Linked DNA regions of Homo sapiens: all the other regions are linked to region 3. The links are chromatin contacts, found by Hi-C or POLR2A ChIA-PET in ENCODE. All regions are on one chromosome and are shown on one strand. Each heading gives the region's core, a stretch centred on a gene start or an enhancer-like site at or near the end of the contact. The rest is flanking DNA. Distances are from core to core; before and after follow the strand shown. Region 1 holds the start of CAMSAP3 (calmodulin regulated spectrin associated protein family member 3). Region 2 holds the start of XAB2 (XPA binding protein 2). Region 3 holds the start of CERS4 (ceramide synthase 4).

Region 1 (4,821 bases), core at 607-3,106, 610 kb after region 3:
ATCACACCAGCAGCGAGCAACCGTTTCGCATGTATCACGCGCCCCGTGCCACGCGAAGAATTCTGTGGTCACTACAGCTTTTACGCCTCCCAGCAACCTTGCAAAGAGGTAACGGGGGGTCTCCATCACTGGAGCAGTGCCCTACACATAGCAAGTGCCCCTGCCCCACAAACATTCGCAAAACAGATAAGTCTGTGAATGAACGCCTTCTTTTATAGAAGGGGAAACAGAAGCTCAGATAATTGGGATAATTCGCATTCTGGTGCAGCTGGACTTCACATTCAATTCTGACACTCCACGTTGAGTTCTCTACAGCCTGGTAACCTTGGAAGTGAGGAGCTGGGGCTGTCCTGGCTGTCCAATGCCCAATCTCTTTCTTCCTCAAGCAAATATCTGCAGGGAGGTAGACCCCAGAGTGGGAAATGCATGCATGGAACGACGCAGACAGAGACTGTCTGGGAGAAAGAGGGACAGGCTGGGGCGGAACCAGGAGACGGACAGCTGTCACTGAGACCCACACCCAGAACAGGTTGATCTGGGAAGGCCAGGGAGAGGGGGGATGGGCTGTGCCAACACCAGTGGGCAGAACCAGTGGGAGAAAAGGATGTACCCCCACAGCTCCCCGCTGGAAAGCCCAGACCTTAATTAACCCCTGTCTTCTCTGGCCAGGCCCTGACTCCTAGCTCTGGCCTGGGGTTGTGAAGCTGCCCAAAGCCGAGACTGAGTGTTTCCAGGGCCTCTAATCCCGGGGACCCGGGATTACGGCATCCTCCCCATTAGGGTGGCTCGGGCTCTCAGGCAAGCGGGCCTGGGGGAGGGAGTGAAGGATCTGCTCTAATGGGAGAAGGCCCCGCAGCCGGGAGGAGCGGGGGGCCCACCCCAGGCGATCTTGTACTACCCATTTCCCTTCAGCTGGGCTCGCCAACCTCCCCAGTAAAATGGGGCCATAAGTCGCAGCTGCCAGGCGCTGGAGGGGGCTATGGAGGCGAAAGGGGGTTCCCAGAGCTCCCCGGTCGCCGCCCGCAGCGCGGCCAGGGCCGACGCGGGGTGTGTGTTGGGGCCTGGGGGTCGTGCGGTGGTGGAGACCGGAGCGCTCGAGACCCCCCAGCGAGGTCGGGGTCTGGGTCTCCAGGGTGTGTGGCGGGGGAAGAGACCGAGAGGAGATCCTCGCAGGGGCGTGATGTGTGTAAAAGAGAAGAAGGCGTGCAAGGGAAGGCCTTGGGGGTGCGGGAGGCGGGAACGAGAGGTCCGCACGGGGAGACCCCACCCGGCCCGCAGACCCCGCCCGGCTCACCTGGAGGCTTGGACGCCGGGGACCCCCGCGCGGAGCTGGGCCGCGGGCCCCACCCCCACCGCGCTCCCGCAGCCGGCGGGGCAAAGTCCACCGCCCGGGCCGAGCAGGAAGCTCGGAGGCCCCGGCGCGGCAGGGGCCCGAGCCCGGGGACCCCCGGCGGCCGGCGCTATTGTTCCCACGGCCCCCTGCCTTCCCGGCCCGGCGCCCCGCCCCCCCCCAGCACCTGCCGCGCCCGGCCCGCCGCCCCCGACCCCGGTCCCCCGAGCCCCGGTACCTGCGCCCCCGAACGCGGCCCGCAGCACCCACGCCAGGCTGGCCGCCGCCTTGGCCCGCGAGAAATCGTACTGGTCCAGCGACTTGATCTCGGGCACTAGAAAGGTCCTCCGCAGCGGCCCGGGCCCGGGGGGCGCCGCCTCCACCATGGCGGCGCCGGGGCTGCGGGCGCCGGGTCCGCGCTCGGACTGGGCTGGGCTGGGCTGCGCCGCGCTCGCGCCCCAGCCGGGCCCGCTGCTGCTACCGCCGCTGCCGCCGCCGCCGCCGCCGCCGCTGCTGAGCCAGGTGCGGCCGCTTGCGCTGGCGACGCTGCGTCGGGCCCGCCCCGGGGAGGAGCCCAGGTGCGCCCCGCCCCCGAACCCGGACCCGGACCCTGGCGCGCCCCTGCGCCCCGCCCGGGCCCCTCACTGCAGTGTGCACGGAGCAGCAGGGGCGGGGCGGAGGGGGGCGGCCTGGACTGCGGCGATGGTGGAGGGAGCTTGCGGAGGACTGAGTGTGTATGTGTGCGCGCGCGCGTGTGTGAGTGTGTGCGCGCGCGCCTAGCTTACTGGAAAGGATTAGGGACCCTCTGTGTGTGCCAGCCCCAGTGTCTACCCTTAGGCGTAGGAGCTCCTGCAAGTGCTTGCAATAAACGCCGGCCCTCAGGCAGAGAGTGGTTGGGTGCACCTGTTTCTGATTATGTTAGTGAAGGCACAAGAATATGAGTGTCTTCGTATCTGTGTATCTCTGAATACATTTGGGTGGTGACCAAGTGTATTGGGGGGTGTCTAGGGGTGTGTGTGTGTGGGGTATGTATCTGGGCACGTGTAAGTGTGTGTTTAATTTGTTGTGTGTACAAGGATATGTATTATATAGATGTCTGTATCCTGAGGATGGATGGAAGTGATGAGTGTGTGTCTGTTTTTTGTTTTTGTTTTTGTTTTTGTTTTTGAGACAGGGTCTCACTCACTCTGTCTCCCAGGCTGGAGTGCAGTGGCGCGATCTCGACTCACTGCAACCTCCGCCTCCCAGGCTCAAGCGATTCTCCTGCCTCAGCCTCCCGAGTAGCTGGGATTACGGGGTTGCGCCACCACTCCCGGCTAATTTTTGTATTTTTAGTAGAGTTGGGGTTTCACCATGTTAGCCAGGCTAGTCTCAAACTCCTGACCTCAGGTGATCACCCGCCTCAGCCTCCCAAAGTGCTGGGATTACAGGCGGCAGCCACCGTGCCCGGCTGTGTGTGTGTTTTTGGAGTGCTGTGAGTATGTCTATCTCTGTGCATCTGAACGTACTGGTGTGTTGTATGAGGCTGTTATTGATGCCTCTGTCAATGCAGGAGTATGGAGAGACATTGAGAGTGTGTGTATTTCAGGCCGAGAGCGGTGGCCACGAGTGTAATCCCAGCACTTTGGGAGGCCAAGGCGGGCAGATCACTTGAGGCCAGGAGTTCAAGAGTAGCCTGGCCAACATAGCAAAACCCCGTCTCTACTAAAAATAAAATTTTTAAAAATTAGCCGGGCATAATGGTGCATGCCTGTAATCCCAAGTACTCGGGAGGCTGAGGCGGGAGAATCGCTTGAACCAGGGAGGCAGAAGCTGAGATAGTGCCACTGCACTCCAGCTTGGCCAACAGAGTGAGACCCTGTCTCAAAAAAAAAAAAAAAGTGTGTATATTTCTGCAAGAGTGTGACTATTTGTGTCTATGAGTGTCCTTGCGTAGCTGTACTGGGTGTATTTGCAAGTGTCTTTGTGTATTATTCTGGTATCTGCAGTGTGTGCTGGGAGAAGGCTCTGTGTGGAGGTGAGGCTGTGTGTCTAAGTGGGTTTGTATTTGAGTATGTGAATCTGGCTATATGCACATGGATGTGTGATTGATTGATTGATTGATTTTTTGAGACGGAGTCTCGCTCTATCGCTCAGGCTGGAGTGCAGTGGTGCGATCTTGGCTCACTGCAAGCTCTGCCTCCTGGGTTCATGCCATTCTCCTGCCTCAGCCTCCCGAGTAGCTGGGACTACAGGCACCCGCCACCACGCCCGGCTGGTTTTTTGTATTTTTTTTTAAGTAGAGACCGGGTTTCACCATGTTAGCCAGGATGGTCTCGATCTCCTGACCTCGTGATCCGCCCAACTCGGCCTCCTGAAGTGCTGGGATTACAGGCTTGAGGCACCGCGCCCAGCAGATGTGTGATTTATGATGAGCAGTTCCTGACTATATTTTTGTGCATATATGTGTGTTTATATGTGAGTATCTTTGTGGATTTGAATATATGGTGGGTGCCTGTGACAGATTGTGTAGGCATGAAAGCAGGTATACCTGTGCAAGAATGCCTGTTTCTGCTGGGTGCAGTGGCTCATGCCTGTAATCCCAGTGCTTTGGGAGGCTGAGGCGGGTGGATCACCTGAGGTCAGGAGTTCAAAACCAGCCTGGCCAACATGGTGAAACCCCATCTCTACTAAAAATACAAAAGTTAGCCGGGCGTGGTTGCCCACACCTATAATTGCAGCTACTTGGGAGGCTGAGGCAGGAGAATCGCTTGAACCCAGGAGGCAGAGGTTGCAGCAAGCTAGGATTGCACCACTGTACTCCAGCATGGGCGACAGAGTGAGACTCCGTCACATTAAAAAAAAAAAAAAGAATGCCTGTGTCTGAATGCTTTTGTGAGAGTTCAAATGTGCATATTTATCTAGGAATTCATATCTGTGTAAGCAAATGTATTTCTGTGTATGAATCTGATTGTGTCTGTAAGTATGGAAGTGTGTGTGAACGCGTTGAGTACAAATATTTGTGTACATGAGTGCAATTGTGTGTTTATTTGTAAGGTCTAAGCACCGATTTGTGGATTTTTGGTTTTTTTTTTTCTGTTTGTTTTTTTTTTTTTTTTTGAGACCGAGTCTCGCTCTGTCACCCAGGCTGGAGTGCAGTGGTGCAATCTTAGCTCACTGCAAGCTCCGCCTCCCGGGTTCGCGCCATTCTCCTGCCTTAGCCTCCCCAGTAGCTGGAACTACAGGCGCCGGCCACCATGCCCAGCTAATATTTTGTATTTTTAGTAGAGACGGGGTTTCATTGTGTTAGTCAGGATGGTCTTGATCTCCTGACCTCAGGTGATCCACCCGCCTCGGCCTCCCAAAGTGCTGGGATTACAGGCATGAGCCACCGCGCCCAGCCGGATGTTTTTAATATTTTAATATTTGCTTTTGTTCTATTGTTTGTTTTGTTGTTGTTGTTTTATTTTTTTTTTGGACAGGATCTCACTCTGTCACCCCAGGCTTGAGTG
Region 2 (4,247 bases), core at 1-2,500, 580 kb after region 3:
GAGCCAAAGGCCTCCAGAGCCCCACATCAGGGCAGGGTCGGCTTATGGGAGGCAGACATTAGTCCCCAGCAGACTGCTGCCCCACACCCTCTCCCACCCCTGGAATGAACCCTCAAACACTCCTCTTATGCCCACCTTGCGCTGTATGACATCGTCCTCAAACCACTCGGCCTGATTGGAAACCCAGAACATAGCCACAGGGAAAGTGAGGTAGATTATCATCTGGAATGGCAGAGGGTGGGTGAGGTGAGCTCCCCCCAAGCAATGTGCAGAGGCTCCTCAGAGCCTGGGGGACCCATCCTACTGCAGAGTCCAGAAGCGCCTCGTTACGGCCGACCCAAGAATCCCAGAACTCCCACCAAGGGTACAGAAACCTCGCACCCTAAAACCTAACTCCTATAATCCAGGAGGCCTCATTCCTGAAAGTTCCCTCTGAGCTGGAGTCTTCCTCTCAAACACAGACAGACACACAGACGCCCCAGCTACAATCAAAAGCATCTCCTCGAGACCTCATTACCCATCCCCACTTAAGATCCCGGGAGCACCCCCAAACCCAGGAGGCGTCACTCTTCAACTCCACTTCTCGAAGTCTAGGAATCTCCCTGTCATAGACACCCACCCACCACGAGCCCGAGAGCTCCCCCAGGATCTTAAGTCTTCCTTCTTTAGAGCCCCCTTCTCAGCTCACCCCTCTCTGAGGTCCTTCCTCGGACCAGCCCTCTCACAGCCCCCAAACCCAGAAGCCCAAATCCGAGAACCCCCCCAGCCCAGCGTCCCCTCTCCTGGATTTCCAACCAGAAAGGTTCCTCTCAAATCTTAAGAGCTTTCTCCTTGGAGCTCCCTCTTCCTTTGAAGTCCCCCCATTTCCAACCTCATCTTCAGATCCAGGAAGATCCCCTGCCCAGCCTCCCAACCCACTCCTGTGTCCACTGACCCGAAATATCTCCAGCTTCACCCCCATCTCGTTTCTCCCGGTCAACAAAGCCAGTTCCGCCCAAAGCCGACCCTCCAGCAAGACAGAAGCTCACTGGTGTTTTGCACGCTCCATTGCTGAAGCTGATTGGCCAATGTGTATCCTGATGGCGCATCTTCTGGCGCCTCTATTCTGCTTCCGGTCGCTGGCGTCGTCGAAAAGAAGTCAATAACGTGGGCCTGTCCGTCAAAAATGATTTAACCAATAGAAAACGGGTCTGGCTCGGAGGGGCGGGCCGTCAGTGGTAGACGTCATAAGCGCGCGACTCTCTCCTGTACCTGGGCATCCAGAAAAATGGTGGTGATGGCGCGACTCTCGCGGCCCGAGCGGCCGGACCTTGTCTTCGTGAGTCCACAGAGGAGCCGGGGGTGGCCTGCGTTGGGGCATTGGGACCTGGACGCCGCAGGGGATCGAGGCTGGGTCGGCAAGGAGATTTAGGCCGAAACTGCCAGGCCAAGGTCTGGGAACCCTAATGGGCCAGAGACCGGATCGTCATGTCCGCACCGAACTGTCCAGGAGTAAAAATATGGTGTTGTATCTTCGGGTCTGAGTAGAAAACCACTGTCGAAGGGAAGCGTCTAGCCTCCCGAACCAGGGGCGGAAATGGGGGCGTGCAGGGAATGGGAGAGGAGGAAGATCGCATAACTGAACCTTGAGAGGTGAAGATCGGTGTCTGAAGTAAAGGCTTGCTTACGAGGCCAGGGTTCTGGTTTCTGGGATGAAGGCTTGGTTTTCTGGATAGCGGTCTCTAGGCCTGGACTGCAGCATGACAGTTTCTGGGGTGGTGGCCAGGCTAGAAGAACCCTGGTGATGTGGAGCTTGTCAGGCGATGGCCAGTGAAATACTTACTCTCTGGAGTAGAGGCGTGACATCTTCACCAGATTCTTGGTGTGCAGAGTTAAAGGCTTGGCTTCTGGTGTATAACTCCTCCTGTGAGATAAAGGCCTAGCTTTTAATTTCTGGGGCAGAGTTGAGCTAGACGCTGGCTAGTGGGATCCTGGGGGCGGGGCTAGTGGCTTGGAATCTGGACCTGAGAGCCCTGGTGGCTGGGGTAAAGATCTGGTCATCTGGGCCTGGGGTGGAGATGGGTCAGATGGTGACAGTGGGAGTCTGAGGGGCCAAAGGCCTGGTGTCTGGGAAGAGGCACGTTTTGAAGAAGTGGGGTCTGGTGTCCAGGACTGGCATCTGGGCCAGGGCCTTGGTATCTAAGGAGTCTGACCATCTGGGGCAGAAAGCGAGTGGTGATGCGGACTCATTCCTGGCCCAGAGCCCTAATGACTGAGAAGTCTGATGATTTGGGTTCGATTTTGGGTAGTTGAATTCTGAGGGGTAAAGGTCTGGGCCACTGTCTTGGTGTCGGGCATCTGGTTTGGTGCCTGGGCATCTGGTGACCTGACTTCCTTGGTGGGTGGTGGGATCTAGGTAAAAGTCCGGAGTTTGGACCTGAGCCCCAGCAGTGGGATGGTGCTGCACACAGGCTCTGAGGGTAGGCCTCTCTTCTTCCCATTCCCTGGCCCTGGCAGGAGGAAGAGGACCTCCCCTATGAGGAGGAAATCATGCGGAACCAATTCTCTGTCAAATGCTGGCTTCGCTACATCGAGTTCAAACAGGGCGCCCCGAAGCCCAGGCTCAATCAGCTATACGAGCGGGCACTCAAGCTGCTGCCCTGCAGGTGGGAATGGCTCCAGCTGCCCTGCCCACCAGCCCCCACCCCACCTGGTCCAGTTATAACAAAACTGCCAAGTGGGTCCCGGGTCCCGGGTGATTGCTTCGTGTTTCATCACTGACCTGTACATCCCTTGATGGGTCAGCACACCTTCTCTGATGTCCCAGTCTGTCCCTGTCATTGCTGAGACATGTCACCCCTCCCACACCCCTTCTTCCCACATTTGCCAACTGGGGCAGGGCAAATGGTTCTGGGGGTGTCCATAAAGCTGACCGATCAGCATCTGTCCCCTCCTATTCCCCAGCTACAAACTCTGGTACCGATACCTGAAGGCGCGTCGGGCACAGGTGAAGCATCGCTGTGTGACCGACCCTGCCTATGAAGATGTCAACAACTGTCATGAGAGGGCCTTTGTGTTCATGCACAAGGTTTGGGGCTCGGCGAGGGGATGAATCGGGAAGTGGAGCTCAGTCCATGGTGGTGGGTGGGGCGGGGACAGGGGCTGGGCTCAGCATGTTAGGGATGGGGGCTTGGATTCCTGTTGCTTCTTTGCATGGGAAGTTGGGCTGGACTCAGTCCTGGAGCTGGGGGTTTCTGGGTCCCGCCGCATTTATGTGGTGGCCCCAGGTGTGGCTCAGCCACAGGACATCGAGTGTCTGTGGCCAGGCCATGGAGTCCGTGGCTTAGCCCCAGCCGCCTCTCCCCACACCCCCAGATGCCTCGTCTGTGGCTAGATTACTGCCAGTTCCTCATGGACCAGGGGCGCGTCACACACACCCGCCGCACCTTCGACCGTGCCCTCCGGGCACTGCCCATCACGCAGCACTCTCGAATTTGGCCCCTGTATCTGCGCTTCCTGCGCTCACACCCACTGCCTGAGACAGCTGTGCGAGGCTATCGGCGCTTCCTCAAGGTGAGCCTAGCAGGTGCGCTGGTTCCCCAGGTTAGTTTCCAGAAACGGCCTCACTGTGACACTAGCTCCGCGTAGGATGTCACCCAGCAGACGGGATGTGGGAAGAGGCTCCTGGAGATGCATGTGTTTTGTTGTTGTCCGTGATTCATGTCTTTATTTTCCAAATAGTTTGTTCACACTGGTTTCACATTAGGCATAGCGATGGGTGCTGAGGACAGTGTGACTAAGACACTCCCTGCCTGCACGGAGCTTTTAGTCTAAGTAGGAAGACAGATGCATATGAGCTGATGGCATGAACTAGAGTAAAACCACAGCCATGAAGAGGGCCAGGAATAGGGGTGGGGAGAAGCAGGCAGGGTGGAGAGTGGAAGCACCAGCCGGGCGGGAGTGGGGCATGGTTTGCTCAAACTTAAAGTATCTGTTTTATGACGTTTGGATTCTAAGCTGGACCAGTCAGGACTGAGGCTGGACCCGTGGGGCCCAGGCTGGACACTATAGTCAAGGCTGGACCCATGGGATCAAGGCTGACCCAAAGGGGCCAAGGCTAGACCAGTCAGGACTGAGGCTGGACTAGTGGAGCCAAGGCTGGACCCATTGTGGGTTGGGGGTCAATTCTAACCCAAAAGGACCAAGGCTGGACCATTGGGGCTGAGACTGGACCACCGCAGTCAAGGCTGTGCCCTTGCGGGTCAAGG
Region 3 (4,711 bases), core at 1,382-3,881:
CTCCTCCAGGAGGCCTTCCCTGACTCCTCCTTAGGCTGAGTCAGGTGACTCCTCTGGACTCCCCCTGACCCCAGGCATGACTCTGAATTTTTTTTTTTTTTTTTTTTTTTGGAGATAGTCTCACTTTGTTGCCCAGGCTGGAGTGCAGTGGCGCGATCTCGGCTCACTGCAAATTCTGCCTCCCAGGTTCAAGAGATTCTCCTGCCTCAGTCTCCCATGCAGCTGAGATTACAGGTACATGCCACCACGCCCGGCTAATTTTTGTATTTCTAGTAGAGATGGGGTTTCACCATGTTGGCCAGGCTGCTCTCGAACTCCTGACCTTAGGTGATCTGCCTGCCTCAGCTTCCCAAAGTGCTGGGATTACAGGCGTGAGCCACCACGCCCAGCCCCTCCGTGATATTTTAATAGCCTCCAGCTCTGTGATATTCTCGTGATATTTTAATAGCCTGTTTAGCACGTATTCACAACCAGCCAGGCACTGTGTTCAGCTCTTTACCTATAGGTCATGACTGCTATTATCCCATTTTACAGGTGGAGAAACTGAAGCAGGAAGTGGTGAAGTCAGTAGCCCGGAGGCCCTCAACTCAAAGTGGCAGGACAGGGCTGGGGGGTGGTCAGGCTCAAGCCCAGCCAGTCGGAAAGGGAGAAGCTTGTGGTGCTCAGAGAAGGGGACAGGGCAGCGAGCTCCCAAGGCACCTGCCTTTCTGTGCCATCCCACGGGTGGGAGGAGGGAACCTGGGCCCACTTCTGCTGCCAACTACAGGCATCCCAGTGGCTCCTGAGCCAAGACATTCTGTGCCACGCACTGGGTCAACCGCTTTATTCAACCTGCAGACAGCCCTGGGTCAGGAGGTGGACACTGTTGTGAATTTCTCAGAGGAGAAATGGAAGCCCATACATCCCCCTGAACTCCCACCGGGCGTTAGAACCCTCTCCGGTTCCTTAGGGGTGTGGCTGCCACCGAGATCTGCCTAGCCTCGGCTTTCATCGATCCATGAACACTCCCAGGCTCAGATACTACTGACCCATTTTACAGATGGGTAAACTGAAGCTCAGAAACCTTTCCCTGGGGGCCCTACAGCCAGTTCAACGACCAAGGCCGCCCCCCACCCCCCACACCCCAGGCTCAAAGTACCTCTGCTGGCAGTGGGTGAGCTGGAAAAACAGGTAAGGAAAGTCCTCAATGCCTCTTCCTCCACGCCTGGCTGGGCCTGCTGGGGCCCAGGTGCACTGAATGAGGCTTCTAATCAGTCCCCCAGCTCCACTTCTGTGTTTATTCACAGCAGCTGCTCCTGGAAGGCAGACCCATTTGAGGCTGGGGGAGGCCGAGGGCTTCAAAGACAATTCCACAGTCCAGGAACCCTATCCCCATATAACAGACCCAGGTCGCCCCAGTGGGGTCACCCTGGCCTCTGCGCTCAGATGCCTGAGACCTTGCCTGAGCTCAGACTGGAGTCGATGGGAGCATTCCCCCATCTGGTAGGTTTTGCAAACCACAACAGCCTCTCCCCCTGCCCACCTTCCTGTGTCCCCCAGAGCAGCTTCTCCTCAAGTCTCCCAACCCAGCAATGAAAGCCTCTTCTATATACTCCTAACTACCCAGGAGAAACATCGGTCCCCCACGCTCCACTTGCAAACAGACAGAATTAGACGATGTTACTCTGCCAAAGCGAATTTTCAGTTCACCCACTTCCTATCACACCTTCCAGCCAGGTCAAGCCAGAAGCCCCCTTCCAAGTATCCCCATCTCTCCTACCCACAGCGGCTACGGGATGTTCTTAAGACACAATCCGATCACGCCATGCACCTGCTGTTCCAAGCCTCCCTGGTCCCCACCGCCCCGAGAACGGGTTCCACACTCTCCTCGCCGCTTCCCAGGCCCCGGCCAACCTCTCTCCACCTCAGACCCTCCCTCTCCGCGTTTCAGCCAGGCTGGCCTCTTTTCTGCTCCGCACACACTCCCGGCTAGGCCCTGGGCCTAAAAAGCCCTCGCTGGCTGGTCCAACCAGGCCAAATGACATTATCCCCGCCTGGGCACCTCCACCTCACCCCGGCCGCCTGATGGGTTAGCTCGGGCTTGGAATGACGTGTTTAAGCGGTTCTCAGAAGCCGTCTACGCGGCCGGGCTGCGGACTCCGAGGCCAGGGCCCCAGCTGCGTCCCCAGCCCTGGCACGTCGGGGAAACGGGGCGCTCCCCCGGCTCACACATCCGGATTCCCCCGCGTCACGAGGCCAGGATCGCCCCTACTCGCTCCAGCCCGTTTCACAGCCGCGTCCTCGGGCACCCGTTGCGCCCCGGCCCTCGTGGGGGAGCGCGGATAGCTCGGGGAGACGGCCATGATGGGAAGCCCCGAGGGGGACAGTCCCCGGCGGGGTGATGGGGGCTGGAGCCCAGCTGCGAGTGGGGGCCGGGCTGGGGCCGCCATGGCCGCGGAGGCGGGGCCGGGGACCGCCGTGAGGGTGGCGTTCGGGGCGGTGTTCGCGGCGCGGGGTGCTCGCTTACCTGGGGGTGCAGGCGGCCGGGCGCACCGAGGGCCGGCGGCGGGGCTGGGGACGGCGCGCCTAGCGGGCTACCCGGAGCAGCTGCAGACACGCGCCGCCCGCCCCAGGCAGCCGGACTCTGCTCCTGGCCGGGCCTCGGCCCCCAGCAGGGGAAAAAAGGCTTGAGTGGGGGGAGCCCGGGGCGGGGCCGTGGGGGCGGGGCCTGGGCGGGGCACGCGCCCCGGAACGGTGGGGCCTGGCGCGGGGCTGGGGCCCTGGAGAGGCGGGGCCTGGCGCGGGGCGGGGGACTTGGAGGGGCAGGGCCTGGAGCGGGCGCCGGGTCCTCCAGGCGCTTGCCCCCCTCGACGCAACTAGGCCTCTCCCTGGCCCCCGACCCCGCACCCGCACCCCATCCCCGCCCCCGTCCCCGCCCCCCCATTCTCGCCCCCGCCCCCGTTCCCGCTCCGCCCATCTCTGCCCCGCGGCGCGCCTGGCCCGGGTCCAGCCTAGCGTTTCTAGTCTGCGCCTTATCTCTCCCCTTTGAACCCAGTATTGTCCGCTGCGCGCTCCGTCCGGCCCCGGCTTCACCCCTGTTCGCTGTCTGTCTCCCCGGCCCCCTCCCAGGTCCCCTCTTCTGCCCGAGATGCTCTGGCTCTGCTCATCTGTCCACACCCCCACACTCCCGGGGCGCCCTGAGCCTCTGGGGCGCGCAGTTGGATGGTGCACAGGGGAGGCCCAGATTTCTCCAGGCCTCAGCGGCCACCCTGGGTACCCCGAGTCTGGGGCCCTGTTGGAGGGCCAGTCCAGGGGTTCGCCCGAGGCGCGCGCGGGGGCCAACCGAGGCGGTGAGGGCACCGGGCAAAGGCTGCGATTTGGTGGGGTGCAGGGGTCAGGCGACAGAGCTGGGGAGATAAGATGGGAGATAGGCCGGGTGGGTGGTGGCGCAGCCCTGGTTTTGGCTGAGGGCAGCAGCAGTGGGGGCTGGGTCCCCCGCTTGCCTGGTAGAACCGAAAATGACCCAGTCTCAGCAGCGCGCAGGGGCAGGGAGCCTGGGCGATCCCTGAACAGAGGACAGCCCCAGGGGTTTTCATAGTCGCTGGCCCACCGCATGTACTCTGGGCAAGTGGCTTCGCCTTTGGACAATAAGCCTCTGTAAAATGGGGATAATAAACCTTTCTCTGACTCAGCTCAGCAGACCCAAGACCCATGGGGTGAAGTTGGGGCCTCCCTGCCACAGGGCCCTAGGCAAGCTGAGATTTGATTTCCTCACACAGACAGGGGCGCGGGGGGCGGGGCGGTCAGGGAGGCAGGAGACCTCTGTTGCAAGTGTGGAAGAACCTGTCCCTCCAAGTTCAGACTCCTGGCGTTTGCACTTGGCCTTCCCTCTGCTACACTGTTTCTCTTTTCTTTTTTCTTTTTCTTTTTTTTTTTTTGAGACGGAGTCTTGCATTGTGGCCCGGGCTGGACTGCAATGGCATGATCTCGGCTCACTGCAACTTCTGCATCCTGGTTTCATTCGATTCTCCTGCCTCAGCCTCCCGAGTAGCTAGGATTACAGGCGCCCACAACACCCGGCTAATTTATATATATATATATTTTTTTTTTTGGAGAGACGGGGGTTTCACAATGTTGGCCAGACTGATCTCAAACTCCTGACCTCGTGATCCACCAGCCTTGGCTTCCCAAAGTGCTGGGATTACAGGCGTGAGCCAGCATGCCCGACCTTCTCTTTTCTTTTTTTAAAAAAATCTGTTAGAGGCTGGGTGCGGTGGCTCACACCTGTAATCCCAGCACTTTGGGAGGCTGAGGCGGGTGGATCACCTGAGGTCAGGAGTTTGAGACCAGCCTGGCCAACGTGGCAAAATCCCATCTCTACTAAAAACACAAAAATTAGCCTGGAGTAGAATTACGTGAACCCAGGAGGCAGAGGTTGCAGTGCGTGGAGATCGTGCCACTGCACTCCAGCCTGGACAACAGAGTGAGACTCTATCAAAAAAAATTTCGTTAAAGATGGGAGTCTCACTCTGTTGCCCAGGCTAGAATGGAATGTCATGATCCCAGCTCATTGCAGCCTGGGACTCCAGGGCTCAAGCAGTCCTCTCACCTCAGCCTCCAGAGGAGCTAGGACTATAGATGCCTGCCACCATGCCCGGCTAATTTTTTTTTGTTTTAAATAAAAAAACTTTGGTAGGCAGGGTGTGGTGGCTCATGCCTGTAATCCCAGCAC

The links. A loop is a pair of places that touch in the nucleus more often than their neighbours do. ChIA-PET counts read pairs that join two places held with the same protein, here RNA polymerase II (POLR2A). Pooled maps may share reads with other maps.
Region 1: a loop to region 3 is called in a pooled map, with 4 times the contacts of the local background. The contact joins the promoter of CAMSAP3 here to the promoter of CERS4 in region 3. A Hi-C loop is called at or near these places in 1 of 50 pooled maps. POLR2A ChIA-PET finds 5 or more read pairs at or near these places in 2 of 52 experiments (activated CD4-positive, alpha-beta T cell and activated T-cell).
Region 2: a pooled map shows a loop between it and region 3 (8-fold over the local background). The contact joins the promoter of XAB2 here to the promoter of CERS4 in region 3. A Hi-C loop is called at or near these places in 6 of 50 pooled maps. POLR2A ChIA-PET finds 5 or more read pairs at or near these places in 3 of 52 experiments (WTC11, activated CD4-positive, alpha-beta T cell and activated CD8-positive, alpha-beta memory T cell).

Annotation. Positions count from the first base shown.
Region 1 is chr19:7,592,898-7,597,718 of GRCh38, reverse strand. It overlaps CAMSAP3 (calmodulin regulated spectrin associated protein family member 3), which reads right to left and starts at 1,856. Exons shown (of 17, transcript NM_020902.2): 1 at 1,569-1,856. The coding sequence starts at 1,716. RefSeq lists an enhancer at 272-877 and silencers at 1,717-2,156, 4,220-4,420.
Region 2 is chr19:7,626,548-7,630,794 of GRCh38, reverse strand. XAB2 (XPA binding protein 2) reads left to right here and starts at 1,250. Exons shown (of 19, transcript NM_020196.3): 1 at 1,250-1,318; 2 at 2,497-2,645; 3 at 2,944-3,067; 4 at 3,355-3,552. The coding sequence starts at 1,268. It overlaps PET100 (PET100 cytochrome c oxidase chaperone), which reads right to left and starts at 1,002. Exons shown (of 4, transcript NM_001171155.2): 1 at 935-1,002; 2 at 136-222. The coding sequence starts at 961. It also overlaps a transcript of STXBP2 not described here. RefSeq lists enhancers at 909-958, 1,219-1,338.
Region 3 is chr19:8,207,290-8,212,000 of GRCh38, reverse strand. CERS4 (ceramide synthase 4) reads right to left here and starts at 2,631. Exons shown (of 12, transcript NM_024552.3): 1 at 2,507-2,631; 2 at 1,139-1,295. RefSeq lists a silencer at 2,031-2,950.